2 separate regions of the Mus musculus genome follow, and region 1 is linked to region 2. The links are chromatin contacts, found by Hi-C or POLR2A ChIA-PET in ENCODE. All regions are on one chromosome and are shown on one strand. Each heading gives the region's core, a stretch centred on a gene start or an enhancer-like site at or near the end of the contact. The rest is flanking DNA. Distances are from core to core; before and after follow the strand shown. Region 1 holds the start of Zfp639 (zinc finger protein 639). Region 2 holds the start of Ttc14 (tetratricopeptide repeat domain 14).

The links. A loop is a pair of places that touch in the nucleus more often than their neighbours do. ChIA-PET counts read pairs that join two places held with the same protein, here RNA polymerase II (POLR2A).
Region 1: a loop to region 2 is called in a map of T-helper 1 cell, with 4 times the contacts of the local background. The contact joins the promoter of Zfp639 here to the promoter of Ttc14 in region 2. A Hi-C loop is called at or near these places in 1 of 37 maps with a recorded cell type or tissue (T-helper 1 cell). POLR2A ChIA-PET finds 5 or more read pairs at or near these places in 1 of 5 experiments (embryonic stem cell).

What each region holds. Positions count from the first base shown.
Region 1 is chr3:32,506,282-32,511,909 of GRCm38, forward strand. It overlaps Zfp639 (zinc finger protein 639), which reads left to right and starts at 4,311. Exons shown (of 7, transcript NM_144519.4): 1 at 4,311-4,451.
Region 2 is chr3:33,797,723-33,802,789 of GRCm38, forward strand. It overlaps Ttc14 (tetratricopeptide repeat domain 14), which reads left to right and starts at 2,461. Exons shown (of 12, transcript NM_027619.4): 1 at 2,461-2,714; 2 at 3,234-3,358; 3 at 3,469-3,668. The coding sequence starts at 2,557.

The DNA.
Region 1 (5,628 bases), core at 3,061-5,560, 1.3 Mb before region 2:
AATATTTTCCCTTATAAGAGTTGCCTTGGTCATGGTGTCTCTTCACAGCAATGGAAACTCTAATTAAGATACCTGTTAACCTGCACCCCCACCCCCACCCCAGTGCCGGTAACCCTTGTTTAATTCTGAATGTTCTTGTAGGTAGAGACTGTCATCGACTGTAGTCACGTAAACATAGGCATGCAACAAGCATTCTGCAAGTGATGTTCTGCCCCACCCCCCAGGGATAGAGTTTACAGGCTTATGTCACCAGACCTAGCTAATCTTGATAGTTTGTAATATGGTTCACAGTCAGCTGGCTGGGAGACCCTTTGCCCTCCCTACCTAGGTGGGCTGTGAGAAAGCTCGTCCAGTGCCAGCCTTTTTGGTATCCTTTGTTTCTCTCAGCGTTTAGCAGCAGTGATTGACAGCAGCAGGCAGGTGGGGGCAGCAAGAGTGTTCTTACAGCTTTCCTGCAGGACTCTTTATTACAGCTGTTGTGTCGGCTAAGAAGTAGAGATTCCTTGGTCCGGTAACAGTAGCTAATGTTACAGCTCTTGGCCTGGGGTCTGGAATCTTGAAGACAGTTCTCTGGAACCCTGCTGGCGACCAGAGCCTGTGGTCTGGTCTCTGGCTCCTTAGAGACTTCTCTGTTTCTCTAGCTTCAGTTCCCTGCCCTCTCTACTCCTGTTATCCTTTTTCCTGCCCTGGACACTTTTGAACTAATTCATGTTTGCTATCCTGACACGACTGAACTGGACTGCTGGTATATTTGTGGAGTGTTTGTGAGTGGATTGGGCTGCCGATGCTGACTCCAGTGAACTGAGCTGCAGATTTCCTGACAACACAGATTGGATGTGCTCCAAAGAACAATTTCTAAACAGGTCTTCTTCCCTGGTATCATAATACCCTTTCTTTTCTACTACCTCCGGTGGGTGGTGGGCTAGAAGGGAGGTTAAAGCATTTAAGAACCATCATTAAAAGTAGGCTTTGACTAGGTTCAAGGCCAGGCTGATCTACATGGTGAGTTCCAGGGTAGCCAGGGCTACAGAGAAACCCTGTCTCAAAAAAAAAAAAAAAAAAAAAAAAAAATGAAGCCTACATTTCTTTGTGGTCAACTTGACTATATCTGGAATGGACTACAATGCAGACATGGATTTCAGATCCTGAGGCTGGTATACACAAGCTTTTGACCCAGAGTTTGAGGCTGGAAGACACACACCTTTAATCCAGATCTTGAGGCACATCTTTAATCTGGGCCACTCCTTCTGCTGGAGGCCTACATACCAGAAGAAGGAAGTCACCTTCTTCTTTACCTGCTTGCATTCACTTTGCCAGCACATCCATTGGAGCCTACTTCTTCAGAATTACAGTTTCTACAAAGGCCAGCTGAAACACCCAGACTCATGAGGCTGAGCCACTACTAGGTTCTAGAACTTCCCATTCATAGCTGGCCATTGTTGGAGTGCAGCCTGCACACACACACACAGTGTGTGTGTGTGTGTATTCATATTCCACAAATTCCGTTATTCTAGAGAACACTAATACAACCTCTGCCTCTTAAGTGCTGGGAGTACAGTAATTTACCACTATGCCTGGCTTGGCAAGGTCTTTGAAAAAGGTGCAAATAACTTAAACGTCACTATTTAACTTTTATATGACCACTCGCAGTAACTGTAAGGTACCATTAACATTTTAATTGCATCAGGAATGTTTATATTCCGAAAAAATATATAACTGGAAAAAACCTGCCACTTAACATAATGATAATCTGATTTTGAGAAAAATCTATGTGCATGCAAGTATAAAAGTCACGGAAAGACAGATCCAAGGAATCAGTTCAGGGCTGTGGGAGTTGGTGGTTTTCTTTCTTCATTCTTGTCTTAGTCAGGGTTTCTATTCCTGCACAAACATCATGACCAAGAAGCAAATTGGGGAGGAAAGGGTTTATTTGGCTTACACTTCCATGTAGCTGTTCATCACCAAAGGAAGTCAGGACTGGAACTCAAGCAGGTCAGGAAGCAGGAGCTGATGCATAGGCCATGGAGGGATGTTCCTTACTGGCTTGCCTCCCCTGGCTTGCTTAGCCTGCTCTCTTAAGAACCAAGACTACCAGCCCAGAGATGGTCCCACCCACAAGGGGCCTTTCCCCCTTGATCACTAATTGAGAAAATGCCTTACAGTTGGATCTCATGGAGGCATTTCCTCAACTGAAGCTCCTTTCTCTGTGATAACTCCAGCTGTGTCAAGTGGACACAAAACTAGCCAGTACAATTCTGTTCTACTATCTATTGTATAACACACATTTCTGTGATCAGGAAAAATTTAAGCTATGACACACCTGTATCAAAAACTTGGGAGGATGGTGGTTAAATATTCCTGTAAAATGTTATCCTAGGGCTTTCAAGATTTTACATAGCTGCACATCTTGCCAGGGAGGGGGAAAGGGGAGCCCTGAAAACAATGATGCATGCTGTCTAAATACCATGACATAGTCTCTCCCCCCTCCCCTTCTAGTGACGCAGGCAAGAGGAGAATTAAGTCAAACTCAAGGGCAAGCCTGAGAAACCCTATAACTGACAGTGATCGCATGGCTCCCCCTTGTGTCCTCTACTAGATTCACAGCGAGAAACCCGTAGCCGCCGGCAGCATCTTTATAAATTCAACAGTCTTCAATCAATCAGGCCCCAATTCCCTATTTTGTACCCGATGCTAAGTATACTAGGAATAAAGAAGGTCTGCGAACCCTCTCTTACTCCTTTTGGGTTACACTGGTGTGCCTGAATATTCATGTCTAAGAGGAGAATGCCTACAGATTATGAGGTCACCAAACTGAATCTCACAAAAAGGCGCTGTCTCTCCAAAGCGCACAGCTGGACTTCCCCAGGCGTGGTGATGGGGTTGGGGGAGGGTGTCAGTGACAACCGGCTGAATACCAGGTGATTGACAGCAAGAACAGGGCGCTGGGCTGGTGAGACACACGAACCGTGGCTGGGACTTTGCAAGTGACTTTGGATATAAGTTACCCCACTCGATTTAGCTATTCACGTACAATTAGTTGAACCTTAAGGGCTTTAGTTACAAAACCGAGAAACACTCACAAATTGTACTGAAACCTCTTTAACTCTCACCCAGATTAGGGGGTTGGGGTGGGGCAGCTCAGTGGATGAGAGCTAGGATTATATTTAAAAATGTTTTAAAATATATATATTTTATTTTTATCTGTATGAGTGTTTTGCCTGAATGTATGTCTGTGCACCACTTGTGTTCCTGGCGCCCATGGAAGCCAGAAGGCTTCAGGCGACCTAGAACTGGATTTACACGTGAGCTCAGACGTGAACCTCATTGTGGGTGTTGGGAATAAAACCTGAATCCCCTAGTGGAAGAGCCAGTTTTCTTAACAGCTGAGCCATCTCTCCAGCCCCTGGACTCCATTCTTAACACTGAAGGAGGAGCGAGAAAGAAAACACACAGCCGCACTCTGGACTGTTGCTTGTAACGCTGAGGGCTCACACCTCAGCACTCACCCTGCCAAGCACAGACAACCACCGAAATCTACTGTCAGCCCGAGGGATAATTCAAAAACAATGTTCACAGTTATTTATGCTCATCTAATTTAATCCTTTGCTTATTGACGGTCAAGGTACGAAAAGGATTTAAATGACAGAATGCAATCCTTTGTGATAACCTCGGTTCACTCCATCAGGTCTTCTTTTTAGGATTTATTTATTTTTGTATTTAGGTGGGGGGATGGGGAGGTGTGTATGCCTGCGGAGGCTTCACATCCCTTGCTGTTGAGTTACAGTAAAGGCGTTTGTGAACTATCATGTGCATGCTTTCTCTAGAAGAGAAATAAAACTCTCTTAACTGGGGGGAGCCATTTTTTCAGCTCTCCCTTCTCTAACTCCACCTCCAATCTCCCAAGACTTCAAGAACCCAGGGTGTGGTCTGAGGACCCATCTCGAGTCACATCGCGTTTTTTCTCGGCCCTGGACTTATCTAGCCCGGATGTTGGGATTTGAGGACAACCACCATGCGTGAAACACTAATGATCCTGAAGACCCTGAGGATCGATCACTGCGGCCTTCCAGGAAACCGATGAGTGGGACAGCGCTGACCTCAGGGGGGAAGGTGGCACGGCCCGGATGTGCCCGTAGGGGACGCTAGACAGCACTGCTAGTCTCTCCTTGTCCTGCTGTTAGGCCCCGCCCTTAGCATGAAGCCACGCCCCCTCCATGCTCAGGCCACGCCCTCATCCTTAGGGTTCCCGCCCCCCGTCCCCCATCTTTACTCTCGCGGCCCGCTGTGGCGCATGCGCGGGGTGACGGGGTGAGTGCTGCTGGGCCTGGCGGGCAGGGAAGGGCAGGGCCGGGGAGGGCGCGGGCGGCTGGGCAGGGCGCGGGCGGTGGCCCGGCAGCCCCCTCCGTCCCATCATCCGGGCGTGTCTCGCCGGAGCTGCGCTGCTACGTGAGGTGAGGGCCGGCCTCCGGGGCCTGCGTGCCAAGCGAGGGCCGCGGGGCGAGCGGGGCCTGCCCGGCCCGGTGCGTGTCGGCCGCTCGGGTGGACTCGGCGGCGGGGGGGCCTATGCCGGCCTGCAGGAGGCTGCTCCCGCGGGAGACGCTGGAGTCCAGCGGGGACCCGGCCCTGAGTCCTCACGGACAGAGGCTCCCAGGAGAGGCCAATCAGACCAGCGCTCTTCGAATTCCTGTAATCTGTGACAGGGACTTGTGTAGCCTAGGCTAGCCGGAAAGGCGTGTGCCACCACGCCGGGCTTCAATTAGAACGGGAAAATTCTCTTTCTGTTTGAAAATGTACGTGCTTATTGCGTGTATGCATGCGCACGTGTGCCATGGCGCAAGTGTAGAGGTCAGAGGACAACTTTCCAAGAGGCTGTTCTTCCCACCTTGCGGGTTCCAGGGAAGACACCCAGGTCGTCTGGCTTAGCTGTAAGCGCCTTCTGAGCCCTGGAAATATTTTTTGTTTGTTTGTTTTAATGGAGGTGAAAAAATAAAGTGTTATAAACGTCTTCAAAACGCAACGACCCAGTCTCAAAAAATTCGGTGCTGGGTGCTGGAGAGAACACCCAGTTGGAGTAGGTTCATGATTGCCTCCAGATCAGACACCATCTCGGACTACACATGCGCGCGAAAACAGCCTTTTAAAAATATGTCTTGGTGCGGGGCAGTGGTGGCGCACACCTTTAAACCCAGCACTTGGGAGGCAGAGGCAGACGGATTTCTGAGTTCAAGGCCAGCCTGATCTACAGAGTGAGTTCCAGGACAGCTGGGCTACACAGAGAAACTCTGTCTCGAAAAAAACAAACAAAAAAAGTGTCTAGGCATTGTGTGAAGACATCCGAGGTTTCATGAGAAACCTTTGAAAAGGTTTGTCTATGGGAAGCACTATTAAGTGTTGTGAAGGTTCCAGGTGCCAAGATGCCTCTGTGTGGGTGATGTGTTTGTTTTGTTTTTAGGACACAAGAGACTTTATGTGTAATCTTGCCTCAGCCTCCTGAGTGCTGGGATGTCAGCTGTGAGCCACTGAGCTCTGCTGTTGATGTGGAAGAGGGCAGTTGGGCCTTTTTAAAATGGGATTTTTTTTTCTGTCTTCAATGTTATCTCAAAAAGTGGAGAGCAAGCCAGTAGTGTT
Region 2 (5,067 bases), core at 1,211-3,710:
ATTCTATTCCATTGGTCTACTTTTCTGTCACTATACCAGTACCATGCAGTTTTTATCACAATTGCTCTGTAGTAAAGCTTTAGGTCAGGCATGGTGATTCCACCAGAGGTTCTTTTATCCTTGAGAAGAGTTTTTGCTATCCTAGGTTTTTTGTTATAATGGAGTACTACTCGGCTATTAAAAAGAATGAATTTATGAAATTCCTAGGCAAATGGTTGGACCTCGAGGGCATCATCCTGAGTGAGGTAACCCAATCACAAAAGAACTCACATGATATGTACTCAAAGATAAGTGGATATTAGCCCAGAAACTTAGAATACCCAAGATATAAGATACAATTTGCTAAACACATGAAACTCAAGAAGAACGAAGACCAAAGTGTGGATACTTTGCCCCTTCTTAAAATTGGGAACAAAACACCCATGGAAGGAGTTACAGAGACAAAGTTTGGAGCTGAGAAGAAAGGATGGACCATCTAGAGACTGCCCTATTCGGGGATCCATCCCATAATCAGCCTCCAAATGCTGACACCATTGCATACACTAGCAAGATTTTGCTAAAAGGACCCTGATATAGCTGTCTCTTGTGAGACTATGCTGGGGCCTAGCAAACACAGAAGGGATGATCTCAGTCAGCTATTGGATGGATCACAGGGCCCCCAATGGAGGAGCTAGAGAAAGTAGCCAAGGAGCTAAAGGGATCTGCAACCCTATAGGTGGAACAACAATATGAACTAACCAGTACCCCGGAGCTCTTGACTCTAGCTGCATATGTATCAAAAGATGGCCTAGTTGGCCATCACTGGAAAGAGAGGCCCATTGGACTTGCAAACTTTATATGCCCCAGTACAAGGGAACGCCAGAGCCAAAAAGGGGGAGTGGGGGGGAGGGGAGTGGGGGGGGAGGGTATGAGGGACTTTTGGGATAGCATTGGAAATGTAAATGAGGAAAATACCTAATTTAGAAAAAAAAAAGATCTGAGGCCACACCTTAGGTAGCCACATTAACCTTCAGTGTTATAGCTTTATGCCTTTATTCTTATCTGTCTTCCACAAACAAACAGAGTCACTCCGAGCCAGGGCGTATTTTCATCTTTAGAGTCTAGTGTTTGTTACAGGATATACATATGTGTTTACTATTTTTTGTTTGTTTTTTGGTTTTTGTTTGTTTGTTTGGTTGGTTGGTTGGTTTTTCGAGACAGGGTTTCTCCGTGTAGCCCTGGCTATCCTGGAACTCACTCTGTAGACCAGGCTGGCCTGGAACTCAGAAATCCACCTGCCTCTGCCTCCCAAGTGCTGGGATTAAAGGCGTGCACCACCACGCCCGGCTTATGTGTTTACTTTTAAGATGAAATTTGAAATCACAGTAAAAGTAGGGTTAGAAACCAAGCAGTGAAAATCTGTTTGGAATATTCTGCTTTCTTCATTTCCTTCACCATTTTCGTACCCTGTACCACCCCCTCCCAACAGTTCATTAAACTATTCATATTTCTTTAAAGTTTCTTGGAGAGTTTTTAAGTTAAAAAAAATGTAGGTGGGGTTGTAGCTCAGTGGTAGAGAGAATCCTTGGCTAGCATGCTGAAAACCCAAGCACTAACCAACTCCCTCACTTTCCATTGTACCCCCTCTGGTCTGGTCAACTATCCAGTGTCCTGTCCCTTTCAAAAATCACGTATTTGTCACGAAAGAAAATGAATTCGAAACCCCTGTAACTGGAAAACAAACAAACAAACAAAACAAACAAAAAAACAAACAAAAAACAAACAAACAAACAAAAGCCCTGATGGTATGGGTGTGGTGCCCAGGTGTAGAACAAAGTTGTGTGGGGTTATGGGTTACACTCGGTGTAGAGCTAGCACTGAAGTGTAGCCAGCAAACGCTGGCCAGTTTTAAGTAAGCCACCTAAAGCACTCGGTACCAGTGTGTACCAGGCAGCCCACAGATATCACCCTAGTAGTAGGCAGCTTATCCTAAAACTCCTACAAAGCCACGCCAGAACAGAGCATGCGCGCTGCGCTTTAAAGCTCTCCGGGCTGGTGACAGCCACATCCCTCTAAAAGGCAGCGAGAAACAAGGTGGACACGCCTCCAGCCGCCGCCAAGTCAACTGTAGGTCCTTGTCTGTCTGCCCCACGTCGGTCTAGCAGGCAGCTTTCCTGCGACCGCCACCTTGAGGCAATCCTGAGGGGACGCGGGCGCCGCCCCGGGCAGACAGGACTGAGGAAACTTCCTCCGCGGCCGCCCAGCCACCCTTGCACCGCTGAACTCGGCAGCACCCGGTGAAAAAGAGACCGGAGCTCTGGCCTTGGCGACCTAGGAACCACACAGCCCGACGTACGTGCTAAGCTCAGGCGTCCCCACACGTCACACCTCCAGCCTTACTCCGCCCTCGGCGCCAGACCCGCTTCGCGCTTCCTGCGGGTTCCCGTAGTCCCGCCAGGTCTCGCGAGACTGAGGCAGCTCGCCGCCGCGAGCGCTTCCGGGAGGTTAGCGCGTCCGGGCAGCTTCCCTCGGCTTGCGGGAGCGCGGGCTCGGACGCCGGAGCCTGGCGGGCTCGCCATGGACCGCGACTTGCTGCGGCAGTCGCTGGGCTGCCACGGCCCGGCCCTGCTGTCGCTGCTGCGGAGTGAACAGCAGGACAACCCGCACTTCCGGAGCCTGCTGGGCACGGCGGCCGAGCCAGCCCGCGGCGCGGCGCCTCCTCCGGGAGCCGGCAGGTATCGGGGCCGTGACCCGGGCCGGGGCGCGGGGCGGACAGGAGGGACCGAGCCCCGGGGTGTGTGACCAGGCACTGGCTCCGGGCTGAATGGCCGGGATGCGCCTTCCGAGCCGCCGCCAAAGCTTCCCTGCTCCCGTTTCCAGAGAGAACGGGCTTAAAACTTCTTCCGGAACTCAGTGGGTAAAGTCACTTTCCATCGAGCGGCCTGACCTGACCGATTCCCAGGCTTCGCAAGGGTAGGCGAGAACCAATCCCAGCCTTGTCCTATGATCCCCCAGTTGCACACGGTGGCACATGGACGCCACATCACAGCACTAAATAAATGCATACTGAAAAGCTAAAATAAATAAAACTTCCCCTGGAGACACTAAGCAGGGTTGGGTGATGAAAACTGCCGTACACGAGTTTGGATGTATGAGAGCGTGGATCAGTGAAAAAAAAAAAAAAAAATATATATATATATATATATATATATATATATATATATGTACATGTATATAGTCACCTTTCTTTTAAGGAAAGAGAAGAGAGTTGACAACATTGAAATACAAAAATTCATCTCTAAAAAAGCGGATCTGCTTTTTGCACTGTCTTGGAAATCAGACGCATCTCCACCCTCTGAAGTGCATGACGACAATGACAGTAAGTTTAGTCTGAGAAGCTTTTCAAGATTTACTGGTTAGTTTAAAGCATTTTATCAAAGGAGAAGGAAGTCAGAATGATCGTGGTGATTTGGTTTTATTTTATTCCAGATCTTTATGCGGTCATGCCACCCTTAGAGCAGTTCATGGAGATGCCAAGCATGGACCGGAGAGAGCTCTTCTTCCGAGATATTGAACGTGGTGATATAGTGATTGGAAGAATTAGCTCTATTCGGGAGTTTGGTTTTTTCATGGTGTTGATCTGTTTAGGAAGTGGCATCGTGAGAGATATTTCGCACTTAGAAATCACAGTAAGTCACTCTACACTCATCCCATGCAAAAATTATGTGCTTATCCAAGTCTGTTTACATTTACCTGGTAGGATATTGGGGGGGGAGGGTTAAAGATAAGCTGAAAAAAAAAAAAAAAAACAGTAGTTGTTCTTACCAAAAGCCTTAGAGAGCTGGACATTGACAGTACATGCCTTTAACCCTAGTTCTCAGGAGGCAGAGGTGGGCTGAACAGAGGTGGGTTCAAGGCCAGCCTGATCTCTATAGTGAATCCCTATCAAAAAAAAACAAGTACTAGAGTGTTACGTTTCCTCCATTGTGGGTGTTTCAAGGTTTGGAGAACTCTGTTTGCAGGTCAGTCTCCTTTTTGACATCATAGAGATTAGTGGTTGTGATGATGTTCATTGGTATTCTGAACAGATATCTTGTGGTTAAACATATGCTTAATAATTGCACATTAGATGTTCGTATGTAAGTAATCTAGCAAGTCCTTCCTATCATATTAAACATATAACATTCTCTCTCTCTCTCTCGCTGTAATAACGTGCTTGCCTCCGTTTGGAGTGCTTCACCCCAACACTGTTCATGTCGGCTCTCTGTCTCACCATGTGAAGAGAAGACATATACAACAGGAGGGTGCACACCTCATTTAAAATGCTAATAGCTTTTGTGTCTTGGTTTTTGGGTTTTTTTTGTTGTTGTTGTTGTTGGTTTGGTTTTGGTTTTTTGGGGTTTTGTTTGTTTGTTTGGTTTTGGTTTTTTGAGACAGGGTTTCTCTGTGTAGCCCTGGCTGTCCTGGAACTCAGAAATCCGCCTGCCTCTGCCTCCCGAGTGCTGGGATTAAAGGAGTGTGCCACCACTGTATCTTGGTTCTTAAAGCTAAAAAACAAGTTTTATTGTGGTTGGACACAAAATGTAACAAAAAAAAATTCTTAAATTTAAGTCACTGACATGTCTGTTAACAGTTGTTTAAAGCCATCAAAAAGAATGAAAGTATGCTGGATGGCCTGAAAGACCCTGTCTCTGATGAAATAAGGCAAACACAGAAAGACAGATATCACATGTTCACATTGTGAATACTGAAAAAGACAGTAGACTAGAGTGGCCAGAGTCAGAAAAGGGGGAGAGGACTGAAGGAAAGTAGGTAACTGCAGCTGGATTAGGATGAGGTGTTCTGGAGCACAGGAGGGTGGCTAGTCTATGACCAGAAAAGAATCTGAAGACTAAACCCAAAGAAATGGTATCTGTCTATTACTAATTATACCAATAGGATAATGGTATATGTGTATTGATTTGCTACCCTGTAAACACTATATAATTGTACCCTGTAAATATGTATAATTATGGATTCTTAAAAAGGAAATAGTGTTAGACTTAGACTTATCATTGTTAATGTGCAGTATTACCATTCATAATGAAT